Regions from separate parts of the Homo sapiens genome. Here region 2 is linked to region 1. A link is an interaction called in ENCODE POLR2A ChIA-PET data of the cell type or tissue named here. Cell type or tissue: Caco-2. All regions are shown on one strand. Each heading gives the region's core, and the rest is flanking DNA. Links, peaks and the distances in the headings are about the cores only.

Region 1 (10,999 bases), core at 2,281-7,280:
AGTTACCGGTTTTCTTGGAATGTGATGGTGTAACAAATCCTTGAAGATCATTCCTTAAGATGTAAAAATGACGGTTCCTTCATGAGAGCTTTGTTCAAATAAAAAGTTCCGTGTCCCGTTTTTGGCCGGGCGCGGTGGCTCACGCCTGTAATCCCAGCACTTTGTGAGGCCGAGGCGGGTGGATCACCTGAGGTCAGGAGTTCGAGACCAGCCTGGCCAACATGGCGAAACCTCGTCTCTACTAAAAATACAAAAATTAGCCGGGCATGGTGGCACATGCCTGTAATCCCAGCTACTAGGGGGGCTGAGGCAGGAGGATCGCTTGAACCTGGGAGGTGGAGTTTGCAACGAGCTGAGATCGTGCCACTGCACTCCAGCCTGGGCAACAGAGCAAGACTCCATCTCAAAAAAAAAAAAAAAAGTTCCAAATGCCCTCTGGACTTTAGTACTTGTTTTTTGACATGTACTTTATTACTTTATTTCTCCCTCATTATAATAATACTTCTGCTTTGAACCTGCAGAATATATATATATATTTTATTTCCAAAGAATCAGATCTTCCAGGCAGTAGTGTGCAAAGCTTCCAGGCTCTCGACTCCTTGTGAACATGGCATAGGAGTCAGACACATCACATTGTGGCGCTTGCAAAACAGTTGTTTTCATACATTCATTCAAGCAGGCAGTTATCCATTGATTTCAACAAACATTGATCAAGCGCTAATTTCTGCCAGGCCCTGTGCTTCCGTGCTAGGAATGTAATGGTTGAGAAGGCAGCGTCTGCCTTCTTGATGCTTACATTCTAGTGGGTTAACTACACAGTTAAAAAAAAAAAAGTCATTACCTAATACCATTTAACAAATATGTTTAAAGTCAACTGCATGTGCCAGGCACTGTTTCAGCCTCTGGGGAGACAGTGGTTAAGAATAAAAGACACAGTACTTGCTTCAGTGGAGCTAGGCATTAAGAAGAATGCAAATAAAGAAAGGGTTTAATTTCAGGCTCTGCAAAGAGCTATGATGATGCCGCATTAATGTAGAGTGGGATGGGGGTGCAGCAGAGATGCCTTCACCCATGAATTAGGAAAAAAATCCATCTGTCTGTGTGTCCATGTCCCTCATCCTATGAGAATAAGAAGAGAATAGTGTTTCTAGAAGAGCTTTCTGGACTAGAAAGGATCACACAGATAGTATTAATGTTTGGTGCTGGCAGGGAACCCGTGGGGACAGGCAGCAGGTGGCACATCCCCACCTCGTCCTTGGGGCTCAGTTGTGTCTCACAGAAGAGACAGTTTTTGCCACAACAGCTCTGCCTAACCCTGCCACGTTTGGGGTATGATCTGAATTCTGTCACACTTCTGATGGCAAATAGTTCACATGATTTTGTCATTTATTTTTAATTTAGTGCAATTGTAGAAGATGAACTGTAACATCCATATTTTAAGCAAACAGGTGTTTTGAAAACTTACCTCAGGACTGTCACTTTACCAGAGATCTGTTCCCACCTCCAAAGCCAATAGGCATGGCCGGTGGGTGCTAAAGTGTGTTTTGTTAACTTAGACAGTTTTCCCCGCAGGAAGAAATCATTTGATCATTTAATGGTGTCTGAATAGTGGAAACATGTGTGAGTCTTGTGTATGCATAAACTTACTGAGCAAGATTGGAAAGAAGTGTTTGTTTCAGTTGCAGATAATGGAATGGAGTTCAGTTCTCCTGTATGGGCTTAACATTTTTGGCATTTGAATCTGTTGATATAACTGAAATGTGACTTTTTTTCCTTCAATGCAAATTTGAAGATATCCTAAATTTGTATCAGAATTGACAGATCAGTGGCTCTGGTACAGTGGCCTTGGAAGTGGCACAGCACTTGGGGAGGCTGAGGCGGGAGGATTGCTTAAGCTCAGTTTGATACCAGCCTGGGCAACATAGTAAGACCTTGTCCCTACAAGAAATTGAAAAATTAGTCAGGGGTGGTGGTGCATGCCCTGTAGTCCCAGGTACTCAGGAGGCTGTGGTGGGAGCATCACTGGAGCCCAGGAGTTCGAGACTGCAGTGAGCTGTGTTCGTGCCACTGCATTCTAGCCTGGGTGACAGAGCGAAACGCTGGCCCAGAAAATGAATGAATGAATGGATGGATGGATGGTTCCTCCCTCAGAGGGGCCTAACTTAGCTGGGGAACAAAGCCACCTGTATGGGAAGTAATTGAATACTAAACTATATGATTCTTAAATAGGATTAAAAAGAGGGAGCTGATCACTGATGGTTAGAGTTGTAATTCCCAGAGCAGTCGAAACATTTATGTACATGTGGGGATCAGTATAATATTGCCCAGTTTTTATTTTGCTAAGTCACTGCTCTGTCACCGTTTTTTGTTACCTCTTTCATTAAAGAAAGAACATTTTAACATGAAAAAAGCAGGAAAGACATAACATCACAACAAAGAACAGCCACTTAAAATTAGTTTCGTTTTATGAAAACCCCGCTTACATTGTCCTTATTTTTTTGGTTTTGGCACTAGTGAAAATGTCATCACAGACTGACGTTTGGGAAACACTGGCTTGAGTGAGGCTTCACTGACAAAATGCCTGGCCTGGACCCTGAATGTAGGTTAGGGCCCAGCAAGGAGAGAGGGATTGTCTGATGGGTTAAGAAGCAAGAATAAACTCTGGGAGGTAGCTGGGGTGGGTAAAAGGGGCTAATCCAAGCTATACCATGAGGAATAATGGGGAATAAATGTGTTGTTAGGGAATGGGAAATCTTAATACCCAGGGAGAAACTCAGGATTCACAGTAAAATACAGAGTCATTAGAGATTTTTGTTGTTGTTGTTTGTTGTTGTTGATGTTTTTGCATAAGAACATGAAAATGGCATTCAAAAGATTGATCTGGGCCAGGCACAGTGGCTTAGTCCTGTAATCTCAGCACTTGGGGAGGCTGAGGCAGGAGGATCACTTGAGGCCAGGTGTTTGGAGCAGCCTGGGCAACATAGTGAGACCTTGTTTCTACAGAGATTTTTTAAAAATAGGAAAATTAGCTGAGCATAGTGGTGCATGCCTATAGTCCCAGCTACTCAGGAGGCCGAGGTGGGAGGATCACTTGAGCCCAAGAGTCTGAGGCTGCAGTCAGCCATGATTGTGCCCCTGCACTCTAGACTGGGCAGAGAGTGAGATCTTACCTCTACAGATACAAAAAAGATTGATGTAGTGGCTAAATGTCTTGTGGACCAGGGAGGCTTCCATCAGGGAGGGCACAGTTGTGCATAGGTGATGCCAAGAAGAAGAGAGTGGGTATAAAAATACAGAACAGACAAATTCAAGAGACATTCAGAAGAAGATAGTGATAGGACTTGGAGACACAGAAATATAAGAAGAAGAGAGGAATAACATTGCAGTGAAAGTTTCTAGCCACAGGCTAGAGAAATATTAGAAGTATTGACACAAATTAGAAACTTTCTCAAGATTGAATAAAGTACTAAGTTTTTGCTGTAGTTCATTGTTGGAGTGGGTGAAACCACAAGTAGTATTTTTTTGGTGGGGGGGATAGTCTCGTTCTGTCGCCCAGGCTGGAGTGCAGTGGCGTGATCTTGGCTCACTGCAACCTCCACCTCCCAGATTCAAGCAATTTTCCTGGCTCAGTCTGCCGACTAGCTAGGATTACAGGTACCCGCCACCACGCCTGGCTAAATTTTTTGTATTTTTAGTAGAGACAGGATTTCACCATGCTGGCCAGCCTGGTCTGGAACTCCTGGCCTCATGTGATCCACCCGCCTCGGCCTCCCAAAGTGCTGGGATTACAGGCGTGAGCCACTGCGCCCGACCTCAAGTACTATTTTTGTAACCCTATCTTTTGCCAGGTAAAAGAAGCTTGTTTTACTAACTGAATGTACCTCATGTTAGCAAAACACTTCCTTTCCATGTATTCAAATGCTTCGTGAACATTATGTAATTTGCTTTGGCCATATTCCCAACATTAGGAAAACTACGGGATGTGATTAGGAAATTATGGCATGTAAGAGGCATGATCTGGCTAAGGTAGAGGGGTGCTTCAGGGTTGGAACTGAAGAAAACATGCATTGGTCCACACTGAAAAATAAACTCAGTGTTCTGGAAATGTGTCTTTTGTTAATTGCTGTATCCCCAGAACCTCACTGTATTGGTACATAAATGTATTTTTTAAAAAATACTAGATCTAAGCCTGGGCATGGTGGCTCACACCTGTAATCCCAGCACTTTGGGAGGCCGAGGCGGGTGGACCATGAGGTCAAAAGTTCAAGACCAGCCTGACCAATATGGTGAAACCCCGTCTCTACTAAAAATAAAAAAATTAGCCGGGCATGGTGGTGTGTGTGCCTGTAATCCCAGCTACTCAGGAAGCTGAGGCAGGAGAATCACTTGAACCCAGGAGGTGGAGGTTGCAGTGAGCCGAGATCATGCCACTGCACTCCAGTCTGGGTGACAGAGCGAGACTCTGTCTCAAAAAAAAAAAAAAAGAAAAAAAAATCCAAATACAATGAGATTTTATGCTGTCTAATGAATTACCTTTTATCCATATATCTCTAGAGTGGACCAAATTCCATGTCCTGATCACAAAGCTATTTTAGTAGGAGAAATCATATACCATTAACTTAACCACATTCAGAATGACCTGAAATGATCCTTACAGGGAATTGAAGCAAATTTCTTCTTTTCTTTTTTTTTTTTTTTCTTTTTGAGACAGAGTCTCACTGTGTCACCCAGGCTGGAGTGCAGTGGTGTGGTCATAGCTCACTGCAGTCTCGACCTCCCCAGGCTCAGGTGAGCCTCCCATCTCTGCCTTCCAAGTAGCTGGGACTACAGTCGCCTACCACCTTGCCTGGCTAATTTTTGTATTTTTTGTAGAGATGGGATCTTGCCATGTTGCCCAGGCTGGTCTCGAACTCCTGAGCTCAAGCGATCCCACCTGCCTCAGTCTCCCAAAGTACTGGGATTACAGGCATGAGCCATTGTGTCTGGCCAAAGCAAAATTTTCTTTGTGCTAACACTGCTGAGACCTTTCCGCACTTTATGATATAACCAAATTCCACTGGAATGAGCCTTAAACTCAAACATTGTATGAGCAAAGATTAATATTTGTGAGACATGTGACCAGGATTATTCTATTCAGAAGCAATCTAGCACCAGCACCTCCAAAAACCAGGGCCCAGAATTGGTGGCTAATATTTGAGACTGCACAGGGAGGTTGGGAGGGATCGGAGGCTCATAAGGCTAGAGTTCTGCAAGGGGAAGCCACTGGAGAATTTTAAAAGGAAGACAGACATGAGATGTAAGTCTTGAAACGGTCAGTTCATCAGAGCTTGTGTTGGGAGCTTGGACAAGGGTGGAGATGCTAAGAAGGTAACGTATTTGAGATTCAGAGGAAAAAGGGAGAACATGTAGTCTTCTCGCTTGTGCCTTTTTTTTTTTTTGAGACGGAATCTCACTGTGTCATCAGGCTGGAGTACAGTGGCGCGATCTCAGTTCACTGCAACCTCCGCCTCCTGGGTTCAAGCGATTCTCCTGCCTCAACCTCCCAAGTAGCTGCGACTACAGGCACGCACCTCCACACCCAGCTAATTTTTGTATTTTTAGTAGAGACGGGGTTTCACCATGTTGGCCAGGATGGTCTCGATCTCTTGACCTCGTGATCCTCCCACCTCGGCCTCCCAAAGTGCTGGGATTACAGGCGTAAGCCACCGCGCCCAGCCTCGCTTGTGCCTTTGATGGGGGCTGGTAAGGTCTCTGAACTGATGGATCCTGGGAGAGGACTAGGTTTCTAGTCAGACTGGGAAGAACTTCAGTTTTGGACACTTGGAATTTTATATGAGAGCTGTTGAGATATTCCAAGCTTTGGAAAAGAAAAGGAAAACTGAAGCAAACAGAACATTATAGGCCAATGTGAAGAGAGCCCAAATAGATGGGTGATTTCAAATTAATGTGAGAAAACTAATAGCTCGTCTATATCCAAATAACAATGAGAAAATGCAACAAAAGGAAGGATTCCATTCACAATAGTAACAAAAAATACCCGAAGAATCCACCCAAAGAGAAATGTGCAAGACTTTTATGAAATACTTTAAAATCTCAGCTGGATGCAGCAGCTCACGTCTGTAATCCCAGCATTTTGGGAGGCCGAGGCTGGTGGATTGCTTGAACCCAGGAGTTTCAGACCCGCCTGGGCAACATACTGAGACCCCGTTTCTACAAAAAAATTATCCAAGTGTGCTGGTGTTTATCTGCGGTCCCAGTTCCTTGGGAGGCTGTGGTGGGAGGCTCACCTGAGCCTGGGAAGCTCAAGGCTGCAGTGAGCTGTGATCGCACCACTGCACTCCAGCCTGGGCGACAGAGACTCTGTCTCAAAAAAGAAAAAAAAAAAACCCAACTCACTTAAAGGCATCAAAAAACTTAATAAAGGGATAAATATGCTACATTCAAGATACTCTATTGTAAATAGGTAAAAATTTTCCTCATTTACTTATGAAGTCATTTTTTAAAAACTTGCTCAAAATGATTCTAAATGTTAATGGGAAAAATAAGCACATGAGACTAGCCAGGCAAATGCTAGACAAACAGTAATGATGAGGTTTTGGGGCTGTGGATTTTCTATTTTACACATTTCCATATTTTCAAGTATGTATTTTGTAATTAGAGTAACAAGAAATGAAACATCAGCAGGAGGTGTAATTAATAGTGATCTATCCACTAAAAAGACTGAGGTGGAAAGGAAGTATATAAAGATTACATTACTCTGAAGAAGAAATATTACTATTGACTATACAGAAATATTATCAAGGAATACTGATTATCAAGGAATATTACAAACAAGTGTATGCCAACAATTTGATAACATGGGTGAAATCAACAAACATCTACAAAGACACAAACTACTAAGGCTGAAGAAGAAATGCAAAAATCTGAATAGACTTATGAAAAGTGAGGAGATCAACAAACTTCTGGAAATTCACAAACTACCAGGGCTGATTGAAGAAGAAATGGAAAAATCTGACTAGGTCTATAAAAAGTAAAGAGATTGGATTAGTAATTTAAAACACTTCTCACAAAGAAAATGAAAAGCCCAGGCCTAGAGGCCATCACTGGTGAACTCTACCCAACATTAAAGAAGAATTAATACAAATTCTTCCAAAACAAAACAAAAAGACGAGGAGGAGGAGGGAATATTTCCCAGCTCATTTTATGAGGCCAGTATCACTCTGATACCAAAACTAGATAGCCTATGAAGGAAAGGAAAATACAAACCAATATCCCTTATGAATATAGATGTGAAATTCCTCAACAAAATACTAGCAAACTGAATATAGCGACATATTAAAAGGACTGTGTACCGTGACCAAGTTGAGTTTATCTCACAATGCAGGGTTGGTTTAACAACTTAAAATCAATTAATGTCACGCACCGTATCAATAGACAAAGGCCAAACACCAAAACAGCATCTCAACACATGTAGAAAAAGCATTTGACAAAATCTAACACCACTTCGTGATGTCAAGTAATCCGTCCGCCTCGGCCTCCCAAAGTGTGCTGGGTGGCGTGTGCCTGTAATCCTAGCTACTAGGGAGGTTGAGGCAAGAGGATTGCTTGATCCCAGGAGTTCGAGGCTGCAGTGAGCTATGATCATGCCACTGCACTCCAGCCTGGGCAACAGAGCAAGACCCTGTCTCTGAAAAAAAAAAAAAAGTATATTGATAAACCCATCTTAATGTGTTTAAGATTGTTAGTTTAAACTGGGTATGGCCTTTCTTTTTGGGATGATAAAAATGTTCTAAAATTGATTGTAATGATAGTTGTCCCACCCATGAGTATACTAAAAACCACTGTATTGCACACTTTAAATGGATGAATTGTGTGGTATATAAATCGTATCTTGGTTGGGCATGGTGGCCTATCCCTATAATCCCAGCACTTTGTGGGGCGAAGTTGGGAGGATTGCTTGAGGCCAGGAGCTTGGGACCAGCCTGGGCAACATAGTGAGAGCCTGTCTCTTTAAAAAAAGAAGTTAGTTGGGTGTGGTGGTGTGTGCCTGTAGTCCCAGCAACTCGAGAGGCTGAGGCTGGAGGATCCCTAGAGCCCAAGGGTTTGAGGCTACAGTGAGCTATGATTGTGCCACTGTACTCCAGCCTGGGGTGACGGAGTGAGACCCTGTCTCTTTTTATATATATATATATATATATATATATATATATATATATATATATATATATATATATATATATAAATAAATCTTATATATATATATATATCTTGACTATATAAATATATATATCTTGATAAAGCTATAGCTTATCACTTACGACATTATTCACTTAGTTTTATAAAACGAAGTGAAACTTGGCAGAACAATATCTATTATGTGAGCACATTTTTGTAAAATACAAGTGCTTAATAAAACATAATATTCTTAAAATTGAGGACAATTTGTGAAGCAGTACAAAAGACAAAAGCACCTCAGTGTCTCCCTGACACAGTCACTTGCGTTGTGTAGCAAGCAGGTCTGGTGACAAACTCTCTTAACAGTAATTGATACTACCTCATTACTCATTAATAAAATAATAAGAACCTTAATTGCATTCTTTCTATACATCAACACTGTGCTTAGTTCTTTTTTTTGGAGACAGAGTCTCGCTCTGTCACCCAGGCTGGAGTGCAGTGGTGAGATCTTGGCTCACTGCAACCTCTGCCTCCCGGGTTTAAGTGATTCTCCTGCCTCAGCTTCTGGAGTAGCTGGGATTAGAGGCATGCGCTACCACACACAGCTAATTTTTGTATTTTAGTAGAGATGGAGTTTCTCCATGTTGGCCAGGCTGGTCTTGAACTCCTGACCTCAGGTGATCTGCCCACCTCAGCCTCCCAAAGTACTGGGATTACAGGCGTGAGCCACCATGCCCAGCCTGTGCTAAGTTCTTAACGTGCATTTTATCATTTTTTGTTCACACTACCCTGATGATGGCCCCATATTTTTTTTTACCACCTTCCCCTTGCTTACTATTTTCCAACATATCAAAGTTTACATTTACAAAATTGTATTACTTATCAGAATAAAAAATTGCATAGCTTCTTCTGTCATTAGCGGTACCTGTAAGGATAAATACTTCAGGTCTTTATTTGAGTTGGTTTTTATGTGATCATATGCAGTATAAGAGAATATCGGTAGGCTGGGTGCAGTGGCCCTATCTCTACAAAAATAAGAACATTTAGCCAGGCATGGTGGCGTGTGCCTATAATCCTAGCTACTGGGAGGGCTGAGGCAAGAGGATTGCTTGAATCACCCAGGAGTTCGAGGCTGCAATGAGCTATGATCATGCCCCTGCACTCCAGCCTGGGCAAGAGAGCAAGACCTTATCTCTTAAAAAAAAAAAAAGTATATTGATCAACCCATCTGAATGTGTTTAAGATTTTTAGTTTAAAGCATTTTGTATTTGTTATAGCTGATCTTCAGTTTGAGGAGAAAACACTTTTTAGATGGTTGTCCATTTTTTGTTTCATATGATACTAGATTTGAAAGTCAAATCTTCGGCAAAGCTAATTTTTAGAGTCTTTTTGTTCGGGTGTAAATATAGATTAGCTATTATGGAAATCTCGTCTTTAATGCTAACCTGAGTAATTTTTCTTTGTTTTTAGTGTTATGTGCCAAGAACCTTGCAAAGAAAGACTTCTTCAGTAAGTAAACACTTATTTTTTTCCCTCTTATAATGTTATGCATGTATTTCTGAAATTTTAAACTTTAAAAAAAGATTGGGTATATTCTCTTCAAAGTTTTGCCCTTTACTTAATAGAAATCCATGGTTCTCCAAGCTTTATTTCCCGGTTGACTACAACATGGGTAGTTCCTTAGCTGAAATATACAGAACTTATAAATCATACCGCAAAACCTGTCTTTCGTTTCCTATTCTGGTCACACCCAATTTTTTCTGCCTCTCTACCTATTAGAATATTGCTTTCTGCTGGATGATGTATTCTCAGCTCTAATACAAATGAAATACTTTTGTATAAAACAGCTGGATTTGCATACAATTGTTAATCAGATTTTATAAATTAAATCACATTTACAACACCCTATAATTAAAGGAATTGCAAAAATAAGAGACTCCTTTTCTAAAGGAAGGAATCACTCCTTAAGAAAGTCATGCAGTATCTGGTCAGTGCCTGCAGCATTAAATTCTTCACACACTTTCTGATCCTCACAAGACATCTTTCAGTTCTTAAGTGGTATTATTCATGCTTTCAAGATGAAGAAACTTAGGCTCAAAGGCTTTCTCCAGGTAGCCAGGAAGCTCCAGCATGGTGGCTCGTGTCCATCTCTATCTCTGACAACTGTCCACTTTGCCACCTGTCTGATCTAATAAACCTCTCTGATTCATTCTCTAGCATTTAGGGACTTACCGAATTAAGGCCTGGTGAATACTTGCTTCCATAGATAAGATAGGCAAAGATCAGTAAACAAATTTCGGGGCATTATTAATTTTTAGAAAGTCTAAATACAATTACTTTCAGACACTTTTCCCTCCACTTAATTAGCCCCACTTTAATAGAAATTTGAATGTAAGCCTTTTTTTTTTTCAGTCACTTTCTTTTCTACCCTCTAAAAATCTGAGTATGGAGGCATACTAGGCTCTCTTAGAAAGCTCAATAGACATAACTTATTTTGCTGATTGAAATTATCCTGAAATTAGAGAACACGAATTGTGTGTTCTGTGTCACATGGATGGATGTGAGGTCTCATCTAGGTGTGGGTCTCCTCTCTCCTCTAGGGCTCCCTGACCCTTTTGCAAAGATTGTCGTGGATGGGTCTGGGCAGTGCCACTCAACCGACACTGTGAAAAACACATTGGACCCAAAGTGGAACCAGCACTATGATCTGTGAGTTGAATGTTCTGTAAGCCCCATGCGGAGCGGCAGGAAAGCAGGTGTCTACCTTTTACGAGAAACATCCAAGAGAAAAAAAAAAAAAGGATGACTTTTTATTGATAACAAA
Region 2 (10,999 bases), core at 2,804-7,803, 200 kb before region 1:
GAGCTGAGTTCTATGCGTGTTGCCTCTAATCTCCCCAAATTCTATGAGACTGGCATGACCAATCTTGATTTTTCAGGAAACTGAGGCTCTCAGCAGCTGGCAGACTTGCCCGAAGTAGGCCATTGGTCAGTGGTCAGGTGGAATCCACACCCCAAAGCCCACCTTCTTGGAAAAAGGCTGAGGGGGTGTGTAGGGGGAGACCGCCCACCATACCCTACCTTGGTGTGTCCAATTTTGTATTCATTCACATCTAGGTCAATGGCTGCAAGCAGCAGCTCTGAGGCCTTTTTGTTGTCCACGAACCCCTGGGGAATCACGTTGGGGTTCAGCACTTGGTACCTGGCAGGAGAGAGATGATTGACAGTCATCACTGTGCCCAAGCTGACAGCACATAAAACATGTTCATGCGGTTATCCGCTGGTCTTTGAGATGGACTTTGGACAGAGATTAGACTTGTTTGACAGATGCCCCTGGGAGGCAGAGAGATGAGATCAATAGGAGGCTTTGGAATAAGGGCTACAGCTTGGGAGTGGACATTGGTGTGGGTTGGGGGTACAGGGAGGAGCTGTTTCTAGAAATGAAGACACCAAAATCCCTTCCTGATAGAGCTTGGAGTTGAGAAAAGGGCATTGATCCAGACATCAGCAAACAGGTTTTTTATCATGACCTGGGAGCAGCCCCCTTTGTGATCTTGGACACACAAGTCCCCAACTGGGGACTTCAGAGGGGCTTGGATAAGGTGACCTCTAGTGACCTTTCCTGATCCATCAATCTGTGGCCCTATGTTCTAGGAAGTTGGAGGAGGTAGAAGATCATCTCTAAGGTGGGGGTATTAGTTACCCCAGTGTTCGTCCAGAAGCAGACCCTGAGATAAGAATTCAAGTGCAAGTAGTTTATCTGGGAGGTGGCAGAGTGGGGAATGGGAAGAAAGCCAATAAAAGGCACGTTATGGGGGCAGTTAGTGCAACAGGCAACTGGAGCTTAATGCTGCTGGGATCACTGGGAGCCACAGTGGGAGTATTTACATCATGGAAATGGGCAGACACTAGCAATCGGGGTTTTTTTTGGACCAGAAGAGCTCTTGTTTAACATTTACCAACACACTGCTGTCTGAGCGCATGTCTGGAAAATGTCTCAGATTTAGCCACCAGAAGGGTGAGGGAGCTGAGGTATTTATACACCAGCTCTCCTCAGTCACTGATTGAGGGCTCCTTCCAGGGAGGCATTAATTCCCAGGACTTTCAGCTTGCCAAGAAAGGGCAAAGCAGCATCCAGCAGCTGAGAAATGCAGGGGCTGGCAGTTGAAATTTGGGCAAGTGTCTATGGCCATACCACCCTGAACATGCCCAATCTCTTCTGAAATTTGGGCCAGTGTGTACTAAGGTAGTGACTGATGGTGAGGTGGTATTGGCAGAGCACCATAATATCTGCTGCAGTGGGATGTGACTTATCAGCTGGTCAACTCCTGGGCATCTGAGCCTTGCACCCAGGGAGACATCACTCACCTCTGTTTGAACTCCGGGTACTGCAGCCTGTTTGGGAAGCCCTTCCTGCAGATACGGATGCCTTCCAGGACACCATTGCAAGCTAGCTGGTGCATGATCAGGTGGGCGTCTATCACACCTGCCAAGGGGGAGGGTGCAGGATGGAGAGTCCCTCCTCTGGGGTGGGACAGGCCAGTCCTGGCCACTCAAGGAGGCTGAACTGAGCATCTGTGCCATCATCCCCAGTCTTCTCCTGTCACTGTCCCAGAGGCCCCAGGTCCCCCACCATTTGGCCAATGCCCAAAAGCTCCCAAGTTTGATTTCTGCCTGGCTGGGCACCATTCTGCTTTATAAAGCAGCTAGAATATGATTCTTGGATGACCCATTGTTGAGGTTTCTCTCAGAGCCTTGTTTTGCCCCCATCAGCCTTGGTGATGAAAGGTGGACTTAATTTGGAATGAACACTAACTTCACAGAACCTCAGGACTTCCAGCAGGGAGCCGTGACCCCACAACATACCCGATTGCTTAAACTCATTGGGGATAATACAGCGGACAAAATGGGGTGCGGCTATGGAGGGTGGTCATCAGCTTGTTCAGCTGCTCCTGGGGTTGGAGGACAAAGAACAAGTGAGTGAAACTTTGCATTGATGTTGCAGGACACCCACATGCAGGAGAGGTATTTGTTTAAAGTTTATTCACTTAAAACTGAATTAAAACTCAGCCACATGTGGTTAGCGGCTACCGTATTGGGCAGTGCAGAAGAGAACGTTTCATCATTGCAGAAAGTGCCATTGGGCAGCACTGCTCTCAAGGTCCAATGACTTGCTCAAGGGGCCGTGGTTTGCAAGAAGTGGGGCCCCTCCAGATTCAGAGCTGGGTCGTTGTAGAATCTCAGTACTAGGAGGAACCATAGGGTCTGTGTGGGCAAAGCCCTGTCCACTGTTAGCTTCCCTAATGGATGCTCCCTCCTCCTCTGCTTGGATATCTCCAATGAGGTGACCCACTCTGCCTTGGGACAGCCTGATTCTTGAAAAGTGTTGACATCTTCCTTTGTGCAACATCTCCTTGTAGACTGCACTTTGGAAGGTAATGCCCAAACTTCATGGAAGTTGTGGCCAGCCCAAGACCTGCCAGCCAACTCTAGGACACAAGCTCTTGGGCATTGCTATCTCGCGTGATCACGCTGCACAAATCCCTTTACTCTCCAGGTTTAAATCCAAAAATGGGTCTCTTCTGCCCAATGATCCTATGATTCTGTGGCCTCTTCAGAAGGAAACAGACCCCTCCAGGTAAAGAGGCGATCATAGACAGAAAAATGAAATCATCCTGCCCCTGGCCATGAAGCAGCAGCCAGACTACCCAACATTGAAAGGGAGGGTTGGGGGCACCCCTGCTCACCCTGTAGAAATTGGAGACTGTCATGAAGGAGGAGCCTCTCTTCTGCTTCTTGCTTCCGGCTGAGGAAGGGACAAGCACGTTTCACATCAGTACCCAGTATGGAGAAAGGCAGCCCCATTAAGCACTCTGCAGCAAAGCACACACATTCTTTGGATTTAAAAAGGCTTATCTTAGGGCTGGATAAGGGGGACCCTCATGTGAGGAAAATGAGATCTACCGGGGAGTGATCAAACGGGCTGGCTACAGCGTAATTCTCAAAAGAGTTGCTGTGCTCCTTGGGAGGGTGCAGTCTTTTGTGATTTCTGATGCAAGGTGACAAACTGCTCCCATTTTCTGGGGAGGAAGAAGCACCCATAGACCATGGGAGAAGGTGCACTTTGGTGGTGAGACCAGGGAGACTGGTGTTTCTGGCCCCACTAATTGGCAACCCTATGGGGCAGCATCCACCAGAGCATTCCTCTATGAGCCACATGACCTCTATTGGAAGAGAGGCAGGACTGAGCTTGGCATTTGCTTCTGACAAGAGAGAGGGAAACAGAAAAGAAACATAGAACATCTGGGTGTCAACTTTTCCAAAGCAGTATCCATCCACCTAGAGGCAAGATGTGCCCAGCAATCAGTTCAATCATTGGAAGCTCCCATGTTGCCTCTGCTTGCCTCTTTTGCAGTATCATCCATGGCCTATCTCAAGCCACTTTTCATTCATTCATTCATCCATCGGTTCACTCACTTACTCACTCACTTATTCCACAAGAGTTGAATCAAAGAGTTTTGGTTTCTTCTTTCCATTTTGGCCACTAAAGGGCATCAGCACAGGGATACTGGACACAACAAGGGGTCAGCCCTACCTGGAGCCTCCTCTTCTTTGAAGAGAAGGGCCAGGATTGCCACACTCGATTTCTGGAACAAGCCCACCACTGTTTCATTCAGGGGGTCTTTGTTCTTCTCCAGCCAGCCTGTGATGTTATATCCCACCTGGAGAGGGCAAACGCCAGTGGGTAACTTTGAGGTTCAGCCTCTCCCTTTCAGGTGCCACAGCTAGAGCCCCTCCTACAGCTCTCTCCTGTTCTCAGCTCCCAGGACCAACTTTCACCCCCACATCCTGGGGCTCCAGTTCTTGTCCTCATGACTCTCCTGGTGTCCTGGGATGCCCCTGAAGCCCCATCTGAGTTGGAGGCTCCATCATCTGCCTTCTTGGGCATTTGCAGTTTGCCCATCTAGGATACGCCAACTCTGAGCTTTGCACATAAACCCAGACTCCCCTGCTACTCTCTCCTGGGCTGTGTGACCTTCTCTTGCACAGCTTACTCTGCTGGCCACGCTGACCCTCCCTGACCCTTGGGTCTTCTTCTGCCCAGTGGTTTGCTGTCTGTGACTGACCGTGGCTGTAGAATCCCGAGCTACGTGAAGAAATCTCTTTGCTGGGAAGCATGCAGCCCCTCTTGAAACACTGTAGGGTCTCTCCTTGCTAGGGGAGCATGCACACTGTCTTACATCACTGTAGGGTCATTGGCTGATGGAAAGGGGGCTCCATCCATCCAGCACTGGGGGCTCCATATATCCAGGTATTTGGACATCCACTAATTTCTGCTTCCCATCTTGCCACATGGTCCCCATGGCAAGGGTAAGGAGGAAGGAGTCTTTCAGGTCCCTCCACTGAGCACAGAGAAGTGAGGTAAGTAGAGGAGATGCCAGAACTTCTGGGTTTGCCATCTCCTGTGCAGCACAAAGACATTTGTCATCTCTGCCTTATTTTAGGGCCTTCTTGGAAATGCACAGGTGCCACTTGACTTTGAATATTCCATTGCTATAAATAAGGAACTCTTCTCAGTTCAGTGTGGGAAGAGGGGATGGAGAGCTGCAATTTGGTCCCAAGCCTGCTGTTTGCTCCAAGTATCGGCCACATCCATTTTACAAGCAATTGGCATTATGGTTATGGTTGATGGTATCATAAAGCCTTGGCCCTGATGCCCAATGCCATCATGACTTTCCTGACAGCTCTGTCTTAAGGCTGCTGTTTCATGGCAGTCAAACCCACAGAGGCTCAGCAACCTCCATTGGTAACAGGAGCATTGGCACTTACAGCGATAATAAAATCCCAAGGAAACAAAATGCATTCTTATAAGCTGGCAGGATGAACGTCACCTCCCCTATTAATTATGCAAATGCAACCTGAGTCCTGGCTGCACTTAATTTCCCCACTTCCCAAGGACTAAGTTTGTCATGAGTGAAAAAGCCACTTTATATATGTCACCTTGTTGGTTTGGTGGCTATGAGCTGTCAGAGAGCCAGGTTATCAGTTGGGAGTAATTAATGGGCTCGTGGAATTTTTGTTGTTTGTTCTTTTTTGTTCTTTTCGCAAATGTTGTCATTTCTGGCCAAGACTGAAGTTCAGCTGTCAAACCAAGGGCCCAGACAGGTCTGATGGGCCTGGGCAGGGTGTGGCCTGGACAGGTCTGATGGCTGTTCCCTAATGGATATTTCCCTTGGAGAAGTGATGAGGAAGTGTGAGCGGAGCTCACTTCAATTGGCTGATTACCCTGTTATACCATGGTTGTGCACTAGTGGAAGCGGGACGTCTCTGGAGGGGTGTGTCAGCATGTACCTACAACAGCGGCAGTGATGGCAGCCAGCTGGGACCTGAAACACAGAGGGACCCTGAGGCCAGTACTCACGGTGCCTGCGTAGTGAACCAGCTCGAAGTGGACCTCGGGCCCCTTGCTCTTGCCCCCCTTGGGCTTCAGGAAGTTGCTGGACTTGCCCAGGTGGTTGTCGTACAGGGCTGCCTTGAACGTGGCATCGGTGGCTTTGGGGAAGACGCACTGTTCCTCCAAGATGGAGAAGATGCCCATGGGCTGGGAAGGAAGAGAACAGGGTGATGTTAGAGGAGGTGGCAGGACCCAAAAGAGGACAAACTGGTACTGAGCCCAGGGCCAGTGTAGAGATGCACCAGACACCCACGTGGGCATCCAGGAAGCAGGACTCTGTGCAGTGACATCTGGGAACAGTGCCTGGTGCTCCATGACCTTGTCATCAAACACCATGGCCATTAAGACTTGAAAGAGGCTGAAATCATCGAGTCCAACAGAAGGGAAGACTGAGATCTGAAGGGGCCAGATAGCTCCCCAAATGCTAATCCCACCTAAACAGTGGCCCCTGGCAAGCTTGGCCTTCTGAAAAATGGGGAAGTCAATGCCACCTGTGCTCTCTGCTTTTTTTTTTTAATTTAATTTATTTATTTTGAGACAGAGTCTCGCTCTGTCGCCCAGGCTGGAGTGCAGTGGCACAATCTCGGCTCACTGCAACCTCCGCCTTCCATGTTCAAGTGATTCTCCTCCCTCAGCCTCCTGAGTAGCTGGGATTACAGGTGCCCGCCACCACACCTGGCTAATTTTTGTATTAGAGATGAGGTTTCACCATGTTGGCCAGGCTGGTCTCAAAACTCCTGACCTCAGGTGATCCACCCACCTCAGCCTCCCAAATTGCTGGGATTACAGGTGTGAACCACCATGCCTGGCCACAACACACATTCTTGAAGGGGACCATTTGCTAAAACCTTCCATGTGGATGTGGTTATAGGTAAAACTATTATATTGCCTGGGTCAGAGCGTGACTCTGCCACTCACAGGTTGTGGGACATTGGACAAGGAAGTTCCCTTCTCTGTGCCTCAATGTTCCCATCTCTGTGCCTCAATGTTCCCATCTGTGAAATGGGTGTAATAAAAGTATCCCCTCCCCCACATGCAGTAGGTTGTGATGATCCAATGAATGGTGGCATGCAATAGCCCAACAAACAGTAGTCATTGCAGTCACTTCAGTACCCATTTTGCAGATAGGGAGCTAGAGGTCATACCAAGGAAGGTCACTGGTGGTGTCACTGACTCCCCTGAAGCCAAGTGCCACCTCCCTGCATGTGCCAGTGACATCCCTTGGCCCTGGCCTCTCTCCAATCCCTCCTTTGAGAAGCAAGTCACCTTTTCCAGCAGGTCGATGCAGGCCTGAAGGTCGAGGCCAAAGTCGATGAAGACCCACTCGATGCCTTCCCTCTTGTACTCCTCCTGCTCCAGCACGAACATGTGGTGGTTGAAGAACTGCTGCAGCTTCTCGTTGGTGAAGTTGATGCATAGCTGCTCAAAGCTGTTGAACTGTGGCGGCAGGAGGGCAGAAAGAGGGGCGTCAGCACAGGCACAGAGAGCCTCTCCCAGGATTGAATGAAGCGACCACAAGCAAAGCAAAACTTTGCAGAGGGCCCACTAGTGTCAGGCACTGCCCTAAGTGCCTAACACTGGCCATTCAGCACCCTATGAGAAGTAGCTCTCTGTTCCCTCCCCTACAGAGGCAGAGGCACAAAGTGGTTTAACACATGCCTCGGGCCACACAGTATGATGTTCAGACCCAAAGTCCAGGCAACCAGACTTCAGCCCTGTATGGTAAACAGAAATATATATATATATATATACACATACATACATATATATATAATATATACACATACATACATATATATAATATATACATACAATATACGTGTATATATGTATATATAATATGTATGTATATATGTATAATATATATATACACACACACACACATATATATATATACACACACATATATATTAAAGAGATGAGGTCTCCAGCCTGGTCATCATGGTAAAACCCCATCTCTACTAAAAATACAAAATTAGCCAAGCGTGGTGGCGCACGCCTGTAATCCCAGCTACTTGGGAGGCTGAGGCAGGAGAATCACTTGAACCCTGGAGGCGGAGGTTGCAGTGGGCTGAGATGGCACCATTGTACTCCAGCCTGGGGAAAAAGTGTGAAACTCTGTCTCAAAAAAAATAAATAAACAAAAATAAAAAAAGATGAGGTCTCACCCTGTTGCCCAGGCTAGTCTCAAACTCCTGGGCACAAGTGATCCCCCCACCTTTGCCTCCCAAAGTGCTGGGATTACAGGCATAAGCCACTGCATGCGGCCCCAGCCTGAACAGAAATCATTGAAGAAATAACCATTTTCTTTCCAGGGATGGAAATCACTCGAAATGCTCTATGGATCTGACCCCCGTATGCCTGAGGGCAGTTTGTCTCTTTCTCTGTAATTTTTCTCCTCATCTGTAAGATGAAGGAGTTTAAGGGGTGACATGGTTTGGCTGTATGTCCCCACCCAAATCTCATCTCCAATTGTAATCCCCACATTGGATCATAGGGTCAGATTTCCTTCATGCTGTTCTCATGATAGCAAGGGAGTTCACAGGAGATCTGATGGTTTAAAAGTATTTGGCACCTCCCCCCTTGCTCTCTTTCTCCTGCCACCATGTAAGATGTGCCCGCTTCCCCTTTGCCTTTCACCATGATCGTAAGTTTCCTGAGGCCTCCCCAGCCATGCAGAATTGTCAGTCAATTAAGCCTCTTTTCTTTATAAATTACCCAGTCTCAGGTAGTTTTTTATAGCAGTTTGAAAATGGACTAATACAAGGGGTTTACAAGCTTTTTTTTTTTAGTGGTGAGCTGATTGATCAGCTCTTCTTAAAACCAAACCCGATTTATAGTGTTTGCCAATGTCCATGGTGTAAATATTCAAGCCATGGCTAATTTCAAGCTATCAACATGATGTCAACTGGCTCACAAAATTCCTGAAAATTTCACAATCAGCTCTTGTTAGCCAGTACAGGCTGGCTTCAGCACACCACTCATCCCATCCTTAAAGTTCACACCATTCTTTATGACTTGGCACCATACAAATGAAGCTGGAAATTTCTGGAGTCCAAAAGTCAGAGATCCAGTGGCAAACCGAGATTGGTCTGCCCCAGGTCCAAGGTGAGAAACAAGAGAACTTTATAACTTATATAAGCAAAAAAGTAGCTTATATAAGGAGGACAGCCACCCCAAAGCAAAAACCAAATGCAAGGCCAGGCACACCTCAAAGATCTCAAAGCCAGCGATGTCCAGCACTCCAATGAAGAACTGCCTCTGCATCTTGGTGTCCAAGGTCTTGTTAATCCTGGCCACCAACCACTTGAACATCTTGTCATAGACAGCCTTGCCCAGAGCCCCAATGGAGTTTTGGCACTGTTCCATGTTCTGGCCTTTTTGCACAAACTCATTGCCAACTTTGACTCGGGGCCTGGTAATGCCTTTCTGCAGTTCACCAGAGTTGAGACCCATGAGATGGGCGACTTTGTCAGCCACTGAGTAGAGACAAAAAAGGCAGGTGAGTGCAAGGAAGATGTTGCCATGCCTGGGAGAAACCTGGCAACATCTATTGTGGTTCACGGAGCGGGTGAAAGGGAGGGTGGAGGAGATCCCATTTTGCCAATGAGAAAACAAAGATGTAGTTTCTACACTTGCTCAAGGTCAGGTGGCAGCTGGGCACAGTGGCTTATGCCTGCGATTCCAGCACTTTGGGAGGTTAAGGTAGGAGGATCACTTGAGGCCAGGAGTTTGAGACCAGCCTGGGCAACATAGCAAGACCCCGTTTCTACAAAAAATTAAAAAATTAGCCAGGCGTGGTGGCGTGCACTGTAGTCCCAGCTACTGAGAAGGTTTGAGGCAGGAGGATCATTTGAGCCTACAAGGTTGAGGCTGCAGTGAGCCATGATTGCATGACTGCACCACTGCGCTCCCACCTAGGCAACAAACCAAGACCCTGTCTCAAAAAATAAATACAAATGAAAACAACAACGACAACAAAAAGCCAAAATCATGTCTTGACTCAATTGTGCCTTTCTGAAAATATCAATGTCTGAACATGCATGGTTTGCAGCCACATAGACCTGGCATGTCCCTGAAATGGTCACAAAGCCCTGGAAAGCAGGGAACTCCCTGCACTGGCCACCTTGTCCCTGAGCAGCCCAAGCCCCAGCACCCACCCTCAGTGGTGTCCACTTCAGCTTGCTCGTCTCTGGGCTTCTGCTTGAACTTCATGTTCCCAAAGTGCATGATACCTCCCGTCAGCTTATACACGGCCATCTTCTCCTCGGCGCTGAAGCCCAGTACGTCAAAGGCTTCCTGCAAAGCAACAGAGACAAAGTCATGTGACTCCTGGCCTCTCATTCCACATAGTGGAGGCCATGGGACTGCCACACTGGGGCCATGCCGAAGGGCCACTGCGGCAGGGCATGGACGCTGGAGTTGGACACCCCCTGAACAGGGAGAGTTCTCCAAGGGGCCCAGATCAGATGTTCTGCAATATAGTCATTTCATTTATTTACAGTAACCTCTCTGGCTTCTGTTTCGTCATCTGCAAAATGATGATGATAAGGATAGATCAGAATGATGTGACAATGTTTAGTCCAGTGCTTGGCACATAGTAAGTGCTCAAGAAAGGGAGGTATTAGTATTGTTATTTTATTATTTTTTGAGATAGGGTCTTACTTTTTTGCCCAGGGTAGAGTGCAGTGGCACGATCATGGCTCACTGCAATCTAGAACTCCTGGGCTCAAGTGATCCTCCCACTTTAGCCTCCCAGGTACCTGGGATAACAGGTGCGTGCCACCACACCTGGCTAATTTTGTTTAATTAATTAATTTATTTATAGATGGAGTCCTCCCTCTGTCGCCCAGTCTGGAATGCAGTGGCACAATCTCCGCTCACTGCAACCTCCACCTCTTGGGTTCAAGTGATTCTCCTTCCTCAGCCTCCCAAGTAGCTGAGATTACAGGCATGCGCCACCATGCCTGGCTAATTTTTTGTATTTTTAGTACAGACGGGGTTTCACCATGTTGGTCAGGCTGGTCTTGAACTCCTGACCTCAAGTGATCCCCCTGCCTTGGCCTCCCAAAGTGCTGGGATTACAGCTGTGGGCTACCATGCCTGGCCAGTTATTTTATTTTATTTTTTTTGAGATAGGGTCTTACTTTGTTGCCCAGGCTAGAGTGCGGTGGCATGATCATGGCTGATTGTAGCCTAGAACTCCTGGGCTCAAGTGATCCTCCCACTTTAGCCTTCTGAGTAGCTGGTTATCATAACAGGTGCTTGCCATCACACCCAGCTAATTTTCAAATTTAAATTTTTTTTTTTTTTTTTTTTTTTTTTGCAGAGACGGGATCTTAGTATGTTGCCTAGGCTGGTCTCAAACTCCTGGACTCAAGCAATTCTCCTGCCTCAGCCTTCCAAA

What was found. Peaks named below come from ENCODE experiments on the same cell type or tissue, not always from the same donor. Only the 100,000 strongest peaks of a DNase experiment are listed, where the experiment ranks them.
Region 2: POLR2A ChIA-PET joins it to region 1 with 6 read pairs; 2 of 35 experiments call an interaction of 5 or more read pairs at or near these places.

The regions. Positions count from the first base shown.
Region 1 is chr7:99,060,484-99,071,482 of GRCh38, reverse strand. SMURF1 (SMAD specific E3 ubiquitin protein ligase 1) reads left to right here. Exons shown (of 18, transcript NM_181349.3): 2 at 9,646-9,684; 3 at 10,776-10,884. Among named protein-coding and RNA genes, the nearest start is that of SMURF1, 78 kb to the left of the region's middle. In Caco-2, for the core only: no CTCF peak of the experiment used is centred there; no DNase peak of the experiment used is centred there.
Region 2 is chr7:99,256,194-99,267,192 of GRCh38, reverse strand. It overlaps a transcript of MYH16 not described here. Among named protein-coding and RNA genes, the nearest start is that of MYH16, 11 kb to the left of the region's middle. In Caco-2, for the core only: no CTCF peak of the experiment used is centred there; a DNase peak (open chromatin) is centred at 5,312; H3K27me3 peaks cover 115 bases.